Regions from separate parts of the Homo sapiens genome. Here region 2 is linked to region 1. Evidence: chromatin contacts called from ENCODE Hi-C data. All regions are on one chromosome and are shown on one strand. Each heading gives the region's core, a stretch centred on a gene start or an enhancer-like site at or near the end of the contact. The rest is flanking DNA. Distances are from core to core; before and after follow the strand shown.

The links. A loop is a pair of places that touch in the nucleus more often than their neighbours do. Pooled maps may share reads with other maps.
Region 2: a map with no recorded cell type shows a loop between it and region 1 (8-fold over the local background). The contact joins the enhancer-like site here to the promoter of ZFY in region 1. A Hi-C loop is called at or near these places in 1 of 168 maps with a recorded cell type or tissue (naive thymus-derived CD4-positive, alpha-beta T cell), 1 of 37 single-sample maps with no recorded cell type and 4 of 50 pooled maps.

Annotation. Positions count from the first base shown.
Region 1 is chrY:2,932,151-2,939,893 of GRCh38, reverse strand. ZFY (zinc finger protein Y-linked) reads right to left here and starts at 4,513. Exons shown (of 8, transcript NM_003411.4): 1 at 4,125-4,513.
Region 2 is chrY:7,275,287-7,283,029 of GRCh38, reverse strand. It overlaps the pseudogene PRKY. Among named protein-coding and RNA genes, the nearest start is that of AMELY, 370 kb to the right of the region's middle. Within about 2 kb of position 2,687, at least 2 of the 41 ENCODE cell types and tissues checked have a DNase peak (open chromatin) inside an H3K27ac peak, as active enhancers do.

The sequences.
Region 1 (7,743 bases), core at 3,264-5,763:
TACAACAGATTAAATGTTAATTAAAGATATCTACACTGCTCTAAGTGACCGGGATGAAAGAAAGCCTGGTAAAACAGTAGTGTTTGGAAAAGAAAGAAAGCAAAATCAGGAATTATTTTAGGGACTGTAGAGTAAAAGAGGTTCACTGCACATTACTGGGTACCTACTATGTGCCAGATAAATTTGGTTTCAGCAATATTAAATATGGACTGTTAATAAGAGATCAGGATGGAGATGTTCAGTAGATAACTGTAAATGCTAGATGACAAATTTGATGAGTGAAAATAAGAGACAGTGATGCAGGGAAGAAGTTTGGAGAAAACAAGTAATTAATCTCAAGTTAAATTCCACATTTAGGTTAGGAAAACGACCAGAGCAGACAAAGAAAGCACAGAGAGTTTCTGAAATGCAGTACACTTTCATGTGACACACCAATTACCTGCTGTGGAACCGTTTCACACGTTGAGTAATACCAGATTTAGAAGCGGGAAGAATAGAAATAGAAGGACTAGTGAAACTAAAGAGAAAACAGATAAGGTTTTTGTAAAACGAGCATACCTATGAATATTTATAGGAAGGGGCAGGCAGAGAGCAGGGAAAAGGGTAAGCAGAGAAAATGGACGTTGAAAGCAGCACTTCTTCCATCGGCAAAAGAAAGTGTAGGAAGAAATAAAGAAAAAGCATGAAATGAATGAGATCAAACATATGTATCATATAGTCATCTATCTTTCTCAATTAAGTAATGAAGTAATATGCAGGGGTTGAAGAATTTAAGAATCTAAAAAGGTTTGCAATTGCCAGAATGCATAAATGCAACAATTCAAAGGATATCAATTAGTGACAATACAAATGTAAACAGAGTTATTTATTTATATATATATATATATATATATATATATATATATATATAAGCACTGTATGCTTTTTGAAAGAAAGTTAAGGGGCATCTATTTGAATATAAATACACATAAATTAAAAACTAACAACTCATTCATCCAAGATAATTGGCTACCAGAGGTCGGGCACCGTGGTTCACGCCTGTAATCCCAGCACTTTAGGAGGCCAAGGTGGATGGATCATCTGAGGTCAGGAGGTCGAGACCAGCCTGACCAACATGGCGAAACCCCATTTCTACGAAAACTAGAAAAATTACCTGGGTATGGTGGCACACACCTGTAGTCCCAGCTACTTGGAAGGCTGAGGCAGGAGAATCGCTTGAACCCAGGAGGCGGAGGTGGCAGTGAGCTGACAGCAACAATGCACACCAGTCAGGTGACAGAACAAGACTCCGTCTCAAAAAAAAGAAATTGGCTAGCAGATCATCAAGGTCTATCCTATCAGGCAAAAAAATATTTTATACTTAACAATTTCCTTATAAATCCTTTAAAACTATACACTTGCCTATGTTCTTTTTGCACATCCACTGCTGATGTACTGGAACATCTACAGCTGCTGTACTGTACAAGATACAGTTCTATCTTCTTTACAGCTCTTCAGCTGTCAAGATATAAGGCAACTACCTCTACAGTTTATGCTGACCCCTTAGCAAGTCGACAACTAGATTGCATTAAAAATTTGTTTTGACGGCCGGGCGCGGTGGCTCACGCCTGTAATCCCAGCACTTTGGTAGGCCGAGGCGGGTACATCACGAGGTTAGGAGATGGAGACCATCCTGGCTAACACCGTGAAATCCCGTTTCTACTAAAAAAAAAAAAAAAAAAAAAAAAAAAAAAAAAAAATTAGCCCGGCGTGGTGGCGGGCGCCTGTAGTCCCAGCTACTTGGAAGGCTGAGGCAGGAGAAAGGCGTGAACCCGGGAGGCGGAGCTTGCAGTGAGCCGAGATCGCGCCACTGCACTCCAGCCTGGGCGACAGAGCGAGACTCTGCCTCAAAAAAAAAAAAAAAATGTTGCTTTGACTACCTCCTGCAATATACTGCCAGACACTTTTGTAAAACAGCAATCTCTAGTTCCCTTCAGACTTCTTTGAATCATCAGCGTTGTGATCTGCTGCAGTCTGGGAAGACTCAAAACCTGCGTTTTATTTAGTAAAAGTCTAGGAAGCAAGTGCTGCTATACATGTTCTCTGAAACTACTGCATCTAGGACCCTCACATATAAAGTGAACAGCGAATTTTAAAGCTTGCTTACCTTCACCAAGAAGAAGGGCAAAGTTTCATAAAGCCACCTGAAGGCTACTGCATTTCTGAAAACTGCTTTTCTAAACATACCTCTCAAACTGATTTCCTGTACTTTTGTAATTTTCAACCACAGTAAATACAATTTTGCTTACAATTTTAAATAGGAGCAAAAGATTATTTGGTAAACTTTCGATGCAAAAACGAAGCAGCAGTCTAGTAGAGACTAATTCAAAAAATAGCCACATTCTTTTTTTTTTTTTTTTTTTTTTGAGACAGACTCTCACTCTTGTTCCCCAGGCTGGAGTGCAGTGGTACGATATCGACTCACTGCAACCTCCGCCTTCAAAGTACCTGGGATTACAGGCGCGCGCCGTCATGCCTTGCTAGTTTTTTTGTATTTTTAGTAGAGACGGGGTTTCGCTATGTCGGTCTCCAGCTGGTCTCGAGCTGGATTCGAACTCCTGACCTCGGGTGATCCGCGCACTTCGGCCTCCCAAAGTGGTGGGATTACAGGCGTGAGTCACCGCACCTGGCCAAAAAACAGCTACCTTCTTGATCATCCATCCAGTAACGAAAACACTTATCAATTTATACTAGCTCTCAATCCTTCTCAACCTTTAAACTTTTGTAACAGCTGCAGCCAGAGCTCAGCATAAACTGAGGTGTGCCACCAATGTATTTCAAAATCTACTTTTTACAGCCTAAATTTGAATCCCTTTCCTATCTATATTATCCACTCCAGCAAAACCGTAAATATTTGCATCTTCTACAGACATTTCATTCTTGTAATGACCTCTCCTACTCCCATTCCTCACCCTAGCTAAACCCCATCTACTTCAGGATTCCCAATTTTGCAAACTGAAACCTCGCCTTCCTGTGAAATGCCCGCAGCAAACTTTTTGCAGTCACGTTCTGCATTAAGAGCCTTTTAAATCTTTCTTAGCACCTAGCACTGTCCAACGCTCACATTACTGTGCTCCAATTTTCCAGCAAAGTTGTACAAAATGCTAACAAAAGTATTTTGAAGATGAAACTGTATAAGAAATTTCAAATAAAATCTCAATGTCATCATGGGTATATGAACCTACAAGTAATGCATGAATTGTCTTTCAAAAAGAAAAATACCTCTTCTGCCTATTTTCCATCTCTTACTCAAAAAAAGTACACGGACTAAAAAAAAGCTCGCTCGTTTAAATACAGCTCATCAAAAAAGTGTTTCCACATAAATGGGAAAAGTCGCCTTGGGGAAATTTTATTCCTCTGCCCTCGTGCTGTATAATTTGTACTGTACTGTCTATTGGACGAGTGCCTAATAACTTTTTCATAATAAATTCCAGTTCTATTTTGCAGATCCTCGAAGAGGCAATGATGGTTGAAAAATAAGCGCATCGAAGGTCCCCGAACAGCCACATAATGACTTTAATTAGGGGAAAATAAAATTTTCTGGAATTTATGTGCTCTCGTGAGCCTAGATGCCCGAATTGCCACCTGCTGAAACGGGTGGCTGTAGACTCTCGGAAGGGCACAGAGCCGGGAGCGCTGAGGGGCGAAATGACCCCGGCGCCCGAACGGACGCCTGCGGCATGTCACCTAAAGCGTAGCCGACACTGCACCCAGCCAAGGATGGGCTGTGAGGGGAAGGCCGAAAGGTGGCGCTGCCGCAGGCGTCTGGAACGTACGCGCGCATATGGCGACAAAGGCAAGGGCCGCCAAGGGAACGAGCACGCCCTGTTGCGCAGACACGCCGTCGCGCCGGAGGCTGCGCTGCCGCCGCCGCCGCCGTCCTTTTCCCCATCCCCGCCTCAAGGATCATAACCGAATTTTTTTTCCAGATACCGCCTTCAAGATGGCGGCTCCGCCTCCCGACAACACTCTCAATACTCCCCAGCAGCAGGCGCCTAGCAGCCGCCATCTTGCCCCCCCGTCCCTCCTCCCCTTCGCGGACATTTACATAGCGAAAATAGGCCCAGCAGGCCTCCGGCCTTCACCTCACGCCTGCAGCCTTCGCCTTCTCGCCCCCGTGCCGTGCCCTGCGTCCGCAGTGGTGTCGACCCCAGGTCCATCAACTGCCTTCCGGACAAACGGGCGAACTTTTCCCACCCTGCCCGCTTATGGAGCGCACCTCCGCAGCCGCTCAGGGCAACTGGATAATCACTAGGCCTAACTGCGGCCTCCTCGGGGCCTGTTCGGCGCCGAGCGCCACGCCGGCCGGCCTAGCGCGGGAGGGCGCCCTACGGGACGCCGACCAGGCCACAAACAGGTTACTGCGCGCGCACTAGGCCCCGCGGCCGCGGGGGCACGCGGGACTCACCCGACGGATGTGCGGGCGGTCGGCGACAGCGGCGGGTGCTGCAGGACGGCCTTTCTCTGGAGCACTGGGCCGGGCTCCGGCTGGTAGGGCGGGCGGAGGGAGGGAGGAGGGGCCGAGTTCGGAGCTGACAAAAAGCGGCCCAGCTCCCCGGCACGGGCCCGCCGTCAGCACGTCACGTCACCGCCCGGGAGAGAGACCCAGGAAAATGCGGGATGGTAGTTGGGCCCCCTCCGCCCGGTGGGCCTCTCGGCGCCCCGGGTCGGCGCCGGTCACGCCCCGAGTCCGGGGAGTCCAGTGACCTCACTGCGGTGGGGTCTCCGGCAGCTGGAGTTTCCGTCACAACGTTCCTTTTCTCCGCGCGCCCGCCGTCACCACTACTTGCGCACCACCGCCTTAGTTGGTTGCGTGCAGGCAAGCGGCCCCGCACCGGGCCAGGCCACCCCCTGCCATCTCCGGTGGACCTGGGATTCCTAATCTCCCACACCCTGCGCCAGGCTCTCCCGAGACCTATCGCCTCTCGGCGCCAGTCCTAGCCAAGGCGACAGATCTCATTGTTGCAGGCCCTTAGACCCCCGCCCTCAGTAAACGTGTTTACTTTATTCCTAGGGTTGAGGAGGAAAGCAGATACAGACATATAGCATTCCCCACTGTCTCCTTTGTTGGCTTTAAAAAAAAAAAAAAAGAAAGTAAATGGACTTGCCACAGTGTACAGGCAAGAGGAGGGGAGGATTATCCTAATCAATTACTGAGCCAATTGATTTTTTTTTTTGCGTTAACGTAGGTATTTTGACCAAGATTTGTAATGTCTAGTGTGTGTTCTTTATGGCAGTGTTTCATCTTTTGGCATCCTTGAAATGTCAGTTTTGTGTAATTGTCTCATGAACAATGAATTATGCACACCCTTTAATAAATGTAAACTAACAATTGGTTTTGGGATTGTCTTCTTACAAAATTATTTATCCTCTTAAAGTTTAAAAAGGCTTTAGAGACTGAGAGGAAAATGCATTTGATTAAACAGATAGTACTGATGAACTCCAAAAACGTGTATTGTGCGTTTTCATTACTTTACGTTTTAATGCACTCTAATTTCCCATTAAACTAGGTACCCAAACTGTGTTTAAAAGTTGCTACTAAAAAGTTAAACATGCCTATCGCGGTCGCTCACCTCTGAGCGCTTTGGGAGGACAAGGCTGGAGTATCGCTTGAGGCCAGCAGATACAGGCGGACAGCTGTGATCAAGCCACTGCACTGCAGCCTGTGGGCCAGAGCCGGTAATCTCTAAATGTAGAGGCCAGGTATTTCAGTTTTCTAGCATACCTATTTTTAAAACTCAGAAATCATCTTGTCCTTAACTGAGAAACCTAAAAATCATAAAATGCTTTACGAAAGGAAAACCAGTGGTACATAGTTGATATAATGAGTTAAGTGCTGGATAGCAATTCTCTTTTCAAACCATTGGTTTGACCTTGTTTTCTCAAGTCGTTACCTTTTGTTTCAAAAATGATAAATGAGAGGCGGCTCACCCCTGTAATTCCAAAACACTTTGGAAGGCTGAGATAAAATCAGCTTGTGCTCAACTGATAGTTGGAGACAAGCCTGGAAAATAGGGCGATCCATCTGTACAAAAAAATTGAAAAGTGCTGGGTGTGGTGGAACACGCCTGTAGTCCCAGCTATGGGAGGCTTAAGCCCATTTGTTTGGGCTATGATTGTGATACCACACTCCAGCCTTTATGACAGAGCAAGATCTTGTATTTAAATAAATAAAATCTTGTTTGAGAAATTTTCATCAAGTTAAGACAATGTATTTTGAGGAAAGAAAAGTATTTTTACATTATGTTTTTCAGTAAAAAAAACTAGCCTAATTTCATATGTAATTAACATAATTTCAAAATACTGATAACGTTCAAGTTTTTAGAGATGGTACCTGGCTCTGCCACGCAGGCTGGAGTGCAGTGGCACCTTCGTAGCTCACTCAGCCTTGAACTCTCTAGTTCAGTGTAACAGCCATGGCCTCCCAAAGCACTGGGATTACAGCTGTAAATCAAATATTTTCCAAAGGCCTTCATTTAATGTCCTTATGGTATGTCAAGAATGGGGTCTCATGTCAACTGTAAGCAACATGGTCAGAACACAAAAAACAAAGTAAACATTATTGTTAATACTTACATGCTTATCAAAAATCCTAGTATTATTATAAAAAATTACCAATATATAAAGCACTTCAGAAAGAACAGCTAAGGAATATAAAGGAAAAAAGATGTTTCCTAATCTGAAAGATCAGAGGTAGTTCAGATAAACTAAACAGCTTTTGACATTACTTTTCATTCATAATGTTAACTTTTGGTGAGAGACAAGGAAAGGATGGTCTAATTTTAGTTGTCATATAAGAAAAGTCTTTATTACAGTCCAAGAAAGATTATAAATGACTACAGATGAAGTCAACTATATTTACATCTTTTTACCTTCTCAAAGAAACACAACAGAGGGAAAATTTATATAGGGACAATGATGAGATAATATTTCAAAAGTATATTGTGAATACAAAATAACTGGCTGCAAAGCAAATAAACTTTTATTACTGATAAAATGTACCTGTTGTTCACAGTTGCTAATGTGTCTCAGCTTTGAAAGTAACTAACCAGCTCACAAAGATCGAGGTTTTAATAAAGTAGCTACAATTGCGTAAAGTAGCTACAATTGCATAAGCAAGACACAGTACAAGGTCTTTATATCTTTTTCCAAAAGAAGATGAAGCAGAAAAATAAAAAAAAGAATTTTACTTCCCATCACTAAGAAGGAATTTACAAAAAAAGATTATACTAGTTTTTGAGAAAACAGAGACACTTCAATAGTATAGAATTAATTCATACACCAAAATGTAAAAGCATGTTATCTAAAATGTCTCAAAAAGCTTTATGGAACCAAAATTTAAAGACATCGTATCTAAAACTTCTCAAAAAGTTTTATAGAACTAAGTGTATTAGGCTGCTATGGAGGCCATAAGAAAATACCACACTGAGTGGTTTAACCAAAAGAAAATTCATTTTCTCACAATTTCAGAGCCCCAAGTCCAAGATCAAAGTATTGACAAGTTTGATTTATTCCAAGGCCTTTCTACTTGGCTTTTAGTGATGGCAGCCTTATCACTATCTTCACCTGATCTTCGCTCTGTGTCTATGTCTGACTCTCTTGTAAGGACACTAGTCATATTGGATTAGAGTTCACCCATATGACCTCATTTTACCTTAATTACCTCTCTGCAAATGCAGGCACAGTTGGAGGTACTTGGAGTTA
Region 2 (7,743 bases), core at 1,438-3,937, 4.3 Mb before region 1:
TTTGTTTGTTTGTTTTAAACAACCACAATGCCACCAACATTACCACCTTTTTGAAAGATTCTCTCTCTCTTTTTTCTTTTCAACTTTACATACGCAATTTCATGCTGGAGAGAAGAGGAAACTGATGGATAGAAAAGGTTTATTTTTTGGAGACCTACAGTGTGCCAGGCACTGTGTAATCATCTCCCTTGATACTTCCTTTTATTTTTGACATAGGCTCTTACTCTGTTGCCCAGGCTGGAGCACGGTGGCACCATCATGACTCCTGCAGTCTCCACCTCCTGGGCTCAAGTAATCCTCCTGCCTCAGCCTCCCTAGCAGTTGGGACTACATACAAGCCCATGCCACCACACTCAGCTACTTTAAAAAATTTTTTTTGGCCAGACGTGGTGGCTCATGCCTATAATCCCAGCAGTTTGGGACGTTAAGGCAGGTGGATCACAAGGCCAGGAGTTCAAGACCAGCCTGGCCAAAATGGTGAAACCACATCTCTATAAAAACTACAAAAATTAGCCAGGCACAGTGGCAGGAGCCTGTAATCCCAGCTACTTGGGAGGCTGAGGCAGGAGAATCGCTTGAACCTAGGTGGCAGAGGTTGCAGTGAGCAGAGATTGCAGCACTGCACTCTAGCCTGGGTGACAAAGTGAGACTGTCTCAAAAAAAAAAAAATTTTTTTTTTGAGATGGGGTATTACTATATTGCCCAGACAGATACTGAGCTCCTGGGCTCAAGAGATCCTCCCACCTCAGCGTCCTAAAGTGCTGGGATTACAGGCATGAGCCTCCACACCTGGCTTCCCATGAATTTTTATTTTTTTGAGACAAGGTCTCTGTCACCCAGACTGCAGTGCAGTACCAAGATCTCAGCCCACTGCAGCCTCAACCTCCTGGGCTCACGATTGTCATGCCTTCACCCTCCTTTGATTTTCACAAACCATGTCTCTTCCTGGTGGGGAGTGTCTGCTGCTTTCGAGAGTTTAACATCTCCCTTCTTTGCAGCGTGCCTATGAACTGCAGATGACATTGCTTTTGTCGTCTGATCCAGTGTGCATGCCCTACATTCCCAGGGAGGAGGCAGCGTGCTGCAGGCGAAACCTACTGCCACATAGCATCCCTTCTCTCAGACCCTCTTTCCATTAAGAAGACTACAAGCACGGTGGACACACCTGTAATCCCAGCTACTTCCGTGGCTGAGGTGGGAGGATCACTTGAGCACAGGAGTTCGAGACCAGCTTGGGCAACATAGCCATACCCAACTCTATAAAAATAAATAAATAAATTAGTTGAGTGTGGCAGTGCACATCTGTAGTTCCAGCTACTTGGGAGGCTGAAGTGGGAGGATCACTTGACCCAGGGAAGTGGAGGCTGCAGTGAGCTATGGCTGTAATACTACACCCTAGCCTTCACTACAGAGTGAAACTCTTGTCTTTAAAAAAAAAAAAAAAAAAAGAGGCAGCCGGGCGCGGTGGCTCACGCCTGTAATCCCAGCACTTTGGTAGGCCAAGGCAGGTGGATCATGAGGTCAGGAGATCGACACCATCCCAGCTAACACGGTAAAACCCAGTCTCTACTAAAAATACAAAAAATTAGCCGGGCATGGTGGTGGGCGCCTGTAGTCCCAGCTACTCGGGAGGCTGAGGCAAGAGAACAGCGTGAACCCGGGAGGCGGAGCTTGCAGTGAGCCAAGATTGCACCAATGTACTCCAGCCTGGGCGACAGAGCAAGACTCCGTCTCAAAAAAAAAAAAAGAAAAAAGAAAATAATGTTAATATTGTCATGGTGGAACTTCTGCCCATAAACTAATGTACATATTGTACCCGTCCAGTACTTGGCATCAGTGAGTGTCATAAAGAACAACTGCCGATAATGCCATCATCCATTCATTTATTTATTCACACACAGAGTGACCAGCTTGTCCCTGTCTCTGCCTGGGACTTTCCCAGCTAGCATTGAAGGTTTCCCACCTCAGGAAATCCCAGGCATATGAGGAGGGTTGATTTCTCTATTCATGCAGTGGATGGTCTTGGGCACACACTAAGTGCCGGGTCTGTTCTTTGGATGTGGGAGATGAAAGCGACTCCAACACACAGAGGTCCCTGCACTCTTGGCATTTATGTGCCAGCAGCGGAGGCAGGCGGAATGCTTGAGCCCAGGGGTTCAAGACTAGCCTGGGCAACACAGCGAGACCCTGTCTCTTTTATTTAAAATAAGTCCTGCACATGTATCTTAATTTAACTTAAATTTAATTTAACATGTATTTTAATTTAACTTAAATTAAAAAAATAAAATGAAATAAACAATGAAGAGGAGAAACCGGCAGGACTTCTATCCTTGGAAATGTTCTCTGACGTGTAATATTTGATCTCATCTCTTGGCATTTGCATGATGCACTTAAAGGAAACTGTCATTCACACATGCATGAGCCTGTCTCACACGGAGCACCCACACAAGATAAATAAGATCAAAGGGCTGAGCTCCACTTTCTGTGTATTGTTAGGCTACAAACAACACTCCTAATTGCTATGTCAACACTGCCCACAAGGCTGCTGATTTATGCACACAGTAGAATCTCACCAGTTCAGATGCCATTCGTCCCGGCAGCATGCTGTGTGGGGATGCCGTGGACTCAATGTCTGTGTCCCCCTAAAATTCCTGTGTTGAAATCCTCACCTGCAAGGTAATGGTGTCAGGAGGTGAGGCCCTAGGGAGGTGATGAGGTCGTGAGGTTGGAGCCTCATGAATGGGATCACTGCCCTTATAAAGGGACCCCAGAGGGCTCCCTCACCCCTTCCACCATGTGAGGACACAGCGAGAAGGCACCATCTATGAACCAGGAAGCAGGTCCCCACCAGACACCAAATCTGCCATGCCTTCATCTTGGACCTCCAGCCTCCAGAATTGTGAACAATAATAAATGTCTGTGGTTTGCTACTCTGGAGGCTGAGGCAGGAGAATAGTGTGAACCCAGGAGGCGGAGTTTGCAGTGAGCCTAGATTGCACGACTACACTCCAGCCTGGGTGACAGAGCAAGACTCTGTCTCAAAAAAAAAAAAAAAAAGCCACCCAGTCGGTGGTATTTTGCTACAACAGCCTGAATGAACTATCTTAAGGCATTAATAAGACCCAGCAACGAGGAGAGCAAAGGAAAATTCTGGCCAATTTAGGAGAACCAATATGAGATATGGCAAGGTTTCTCTTCAAACAGCCTGCTCAACCTTTTATTCTTTAATTCCCAGTATCCACCCCTGCATCTCTTTCTTCTCCTTTTCTTCTTTCTGACTTTACTACATGCCCAGGCATGCCACAGCACCAGTGGCATTATCAGCACCAGCTCACCCTCCTTCCTTTATTTGGGAAAAGACTGGCTTTCTAGTTCGCCACAGACGACCCCTCCCTCCTCTCTCCTCTCTCCAATCATGTGTCCACCTTATCATTAAAGAACGTTGAAATGTTTAGCCAGTCGGGTCTATTTTAGATTGTGCAGTCTGACCCCAGCCAATGGGGAAAGGACACAGGGGCAGGAGTTGCCTTAGGAATAAAAACTTCTACTCTCCTTTGTTCAGGGTGCTCTTGGGGCAACCAGCCACACAGGAGGCACCCTTCTGTGCAGAAATACATTTTTTTTGCTGAGAAATCCTTTCTCTAAGGGCTCGATTTTCCTTGCAACTCCAAGCCTTATTTCTAAAAACCAAGGACAGAATTAAAAACTACCAGTACAAGCGCTTTAGATTTCAGAACCATGCATCATTAATTATGAAGATCTCCTAGCTCTTAAGAATATAAAATATTTTCAGATGGTATATCATGTGAAAGTTACAAAAAAAAATGTGTTGAGGAAGACAGAGGGGTCTGCGGTGAGGGAATTCATCCTGTACCATGGTTTGGAGGGTGGTAGCTGCCAAATCCACACACTGGGTAAAACTGCACAGAACTCTACACACACACTCGCAAACACAAATGAGCACCTTTTGAAAACTAGTAAAAGGCTGAACAAGCCAGGCACGATGGCTCATGCCTGTATACAATCCCAGCACTTTGGGAGGCCGAGGTGGGAGGATCACTTGAGGCACCAGGAGATCAAGACCTAAGCAACATAACAAGACTCTACCTCTACAAAACATACAAAAATTAGCTGGGTATGGTGGTGCATGCCTGTAGTTCCAGCTACTTGGGAGGCTGAGGTGGGAGGATCACTTGCACCCAGGAGTTCAAGGCTGGGGTGAGCCGAGCTCGCACCACTGTACTCCAGACTGGGCAACAGAGTGAGACCATGTCTCAAAAAAAAAAAAAAAAAACAAGCTGAATGAGGTATGTGTTCTCTTTAATAGGGATATACCAACATCAATGACTTGGTTCTGATATTGTCCCATGGATATGAAGACGTCACCAAAGAGAAGCTGGCTGAAGGGTCTGTGAGACTCCAGGTACTGTTTTTGAAATCTCCTGTGAGCCTGTATTTCAAAATACGTATATTTTAGTACGGGTCCAGGAACTTTGGAGTCTTCCTCATAGTAACCGTGTAGGACAGGTACTGTTATTACTTCCCTTTTTTTCAGATGAGTAAATGTAGAACTAGGTTAAGAAAAGGAAGATGAAATGTGGACCCAAATCCTGGCCACTGGTTTACCTGCTGAATTACCTCCTTCCTGACAGGCTAACATGGGGGATACCCATGAGAAACAAGCACTGGGTTATAGATGCCAAATGATTCAATAAGGACACTTTTGGAATAAAACCTAAGTTTTTTGGGGTCTTTTTTTTTTTTTTTTTGAGATGGAGTCTTGCTCTGTTGCCCAAGCTGGAATGCGGTGGTGTGATTTTGGCTCACTGTAACCTCAGACTCCCTGGTTGAAGGAATTTTCCTGTCTCAGCCTCCCATGTAGCTGGGATTAAAAGCTCACGACACCATACCCAACTAATTTTTGTATTTTTAGTAGAGACGGGATTTCACCTTGTTGTCCAGGATGGTCTCGATCTCCTGACCTCGTGATCTGCCCACCTCAGCCTCCCAAAGTGCTGAGACTACAGGCATGAACCACCGTGCCTGGCCAAACCTAAGTATTTTTTATCTGATATACAGAGAAAGCAATTCTCAAACAGTCATTTTAAGTGGGAAGATTGGTAAAATAAGGCTGGTGGATTGCTGCACAGAGAGACATCCTCTTCTGTCTACGTAGTGTTAAGTTTTTCACTTCCATAAATTATTTTATTTTATCTTATTTTATTTCATTTTATTTTTTACACAGGTCTCACTTTATTTTATTTTATTTTATTTTATTTATTTTATTTTTTAGACAGAGGGTCTCGCTCTATCACCCAGGCTGGAGTAGAGTAGCATGACTATGGTTGACTACAGCCTTGACCTCCTGGGCTCAAGTGATCCTCTTGCCTCAGCTTCCCAGGTAACTAACAGCACAGGTATGCGCCAACATGCCCAACTACCTATTATTACTATTTTTTTTTAAGAGATGAGGGTCGCGCTGTATTGCCTAGGCTAGTCTAGAACTCCTGGCGTCAAGCCATCCTCCCACTGCAACTTCCCAAATACCTGGGACTACAGGCACGCCCCACTGTACCTGGCCCAGATTTTCCTTTTTTAAAGCACAATTGTTCTCCCTCATAGGAACAAGCACGGCTTGGTTATATAAACAAGAAATTTAAAGAACCAGACTGAAACCCATTTTTTCTCTGAGGAGTCGTATGGCTGTTCTGATCCAAAGTTCCTAAAACTATTAAATCAGCCTTTAAACCAGACGTACTACAGAATCCCTTCATGCACAAAAAAGAAAAAAAAATCCATTATCAGATTTTTCACAATTGCAAACTGCACTCTTTCTTCCTAACTACCTGAACTTGAGGAAAACTGGTCTATCTAGAACACTGACAGTTTCCTTTTTTTTTTTTCCTCCATTGCCCAGGCTGCAGTGCAATGGTGTGATCTTGGCTCACTGCAACCTCTGCCTCCTGGGTGGAAGCAATTCCTCTGCCTCAGCCTCCTGAGAAGCTGGGATTACAAGCGCCTGCCACCACGCCTGGCTAATTTTTGTATTTTTTCAGTAGAGATGGGGTTTTGCCACGTTGACCAGGCTGGTCTCGAACTCCTGAGCGCAAGTGATCCGCCTGCCTCGGCATCCCAAAGTGCTGGGACTACCAGCATGAGCCACCACGTCCAGCCTGTGATTGGCTTTAAGTCATAGAAAAGAGGATTGCTCAACTGGAAATCTGCATACAGATCCCCTCCACCCACCCCCCAAAAAGTTCAGTACTTCTGGGGATGCTTGTTTGGGGCCTGAGAGAATTAGGAAGGAGGGGGAAAGAGCGCTTAAAGGCAAACTTATGTTCCAGCGGTGACAGTTTAGGATGAAGAGGGGTCACACCCACACAGACTGGGTTTCAACTCCAGACTGAGACTCAAGCTCGCCCCTCACTCTTCTCCATCACGCCTTGTAAAAGAGTCCAAAGCTGCTGTAAATTGTGGCTCAGAGAGACAATCGTGAAGACTCTAAAACCCTTGGGTTTTTTAGAATTTATTCTACTACTTTTAGGTGAATCACAGTCACATTGCTCTTTAACCAACAACAAAGAAAGGGGCTTGGATAAAATGCTGCAGATAATGTCACCAAAGCTGTGAAGTTGTCATGAGAGAGTGTTCCAGACACACACACACACACACACACACACACACCCTGGGTCCTGGTCTCCTGTTGCCCAATTAGTGTAGGATACCTAGCTCTCCTGTCACATCGTTGGAGCTCACAGGAAGTTATCCTTGAGAAAGCAGCATCATCCTCATTAAGAGAGCACTGACTGGACTGAAAAAAAAAGCTGACCTCCCTGCCCAGCCAGCTTGGTCCCTAGAGACAACGACAATCTATTTTTAAAAATGAGGTTACCCGCTTGGTACCCTAAGCTGACTTGATGTCAAACTGAGTGGCCCCCTGTCACACGAGAGCTCCTCACCTCTGCCGCCCTCCTGCCCGCATCCTGCTCTCTGCCCCGGCCTCCAGCCCCAGCTCCACGTTTCCCAACGGACCCATGTGGGTGCCCCAAAGAATGACAAACTCTGGTGCTGAGTGCCAAGGAACGGCTGGACCTCATCAATTTTCCACTGCCGAGCTGTATTTCCACCTACTGTGGCGGCTGAACCAGTCAGGGTTCCTGCCCCACCCTTCTTCCCCGCAAAACACACCCAGCTCTAAGATTAGACCAGGACAGCTTTCCATGGGGGACCAGAAGAAGAGGGAAAGCAGAGAGAAGGCAGGGAGACAGAGAGACCAAGACAGTAAGGGAACAGACAGAAAGACTGAGAGAGACAGAGGAGAAGAAATGCAGATACACGAACAGGGTCACAGAAAGAGAAACAGAGAAAGAGAGAATGAGATAGGAGGAGGGAGGGAGCGCAGAAACAAAGAGGGCCTCGTCCCACACTGTCCTTCCAAACTCAGGCTTTCCTCGTGGGCCCTTCCCTCAAGGTCTAAGTGGCAAAGAGGTCACTGAAGGAAGCTAAGTCCTCTCTTCCTCAGCGGTTCTGAAGGCCCTCTGGCTATGCCCGCTGGTCTTCCTAAGCCCTAAGGTGTGACCTTAAGCCCTTGGGCTTCCCAGCCCAGCTTCCTCCTTTCCAAAATGAGAGGACAAACAGGAGTTAAGAGGGTTTGAGAGCCCCCGCCCCACCAACACACCCAAGACACCCCCCTCCGCTCTCCCATTTATTTTCTTGACAACCAACACCCCACTTAGCCATACA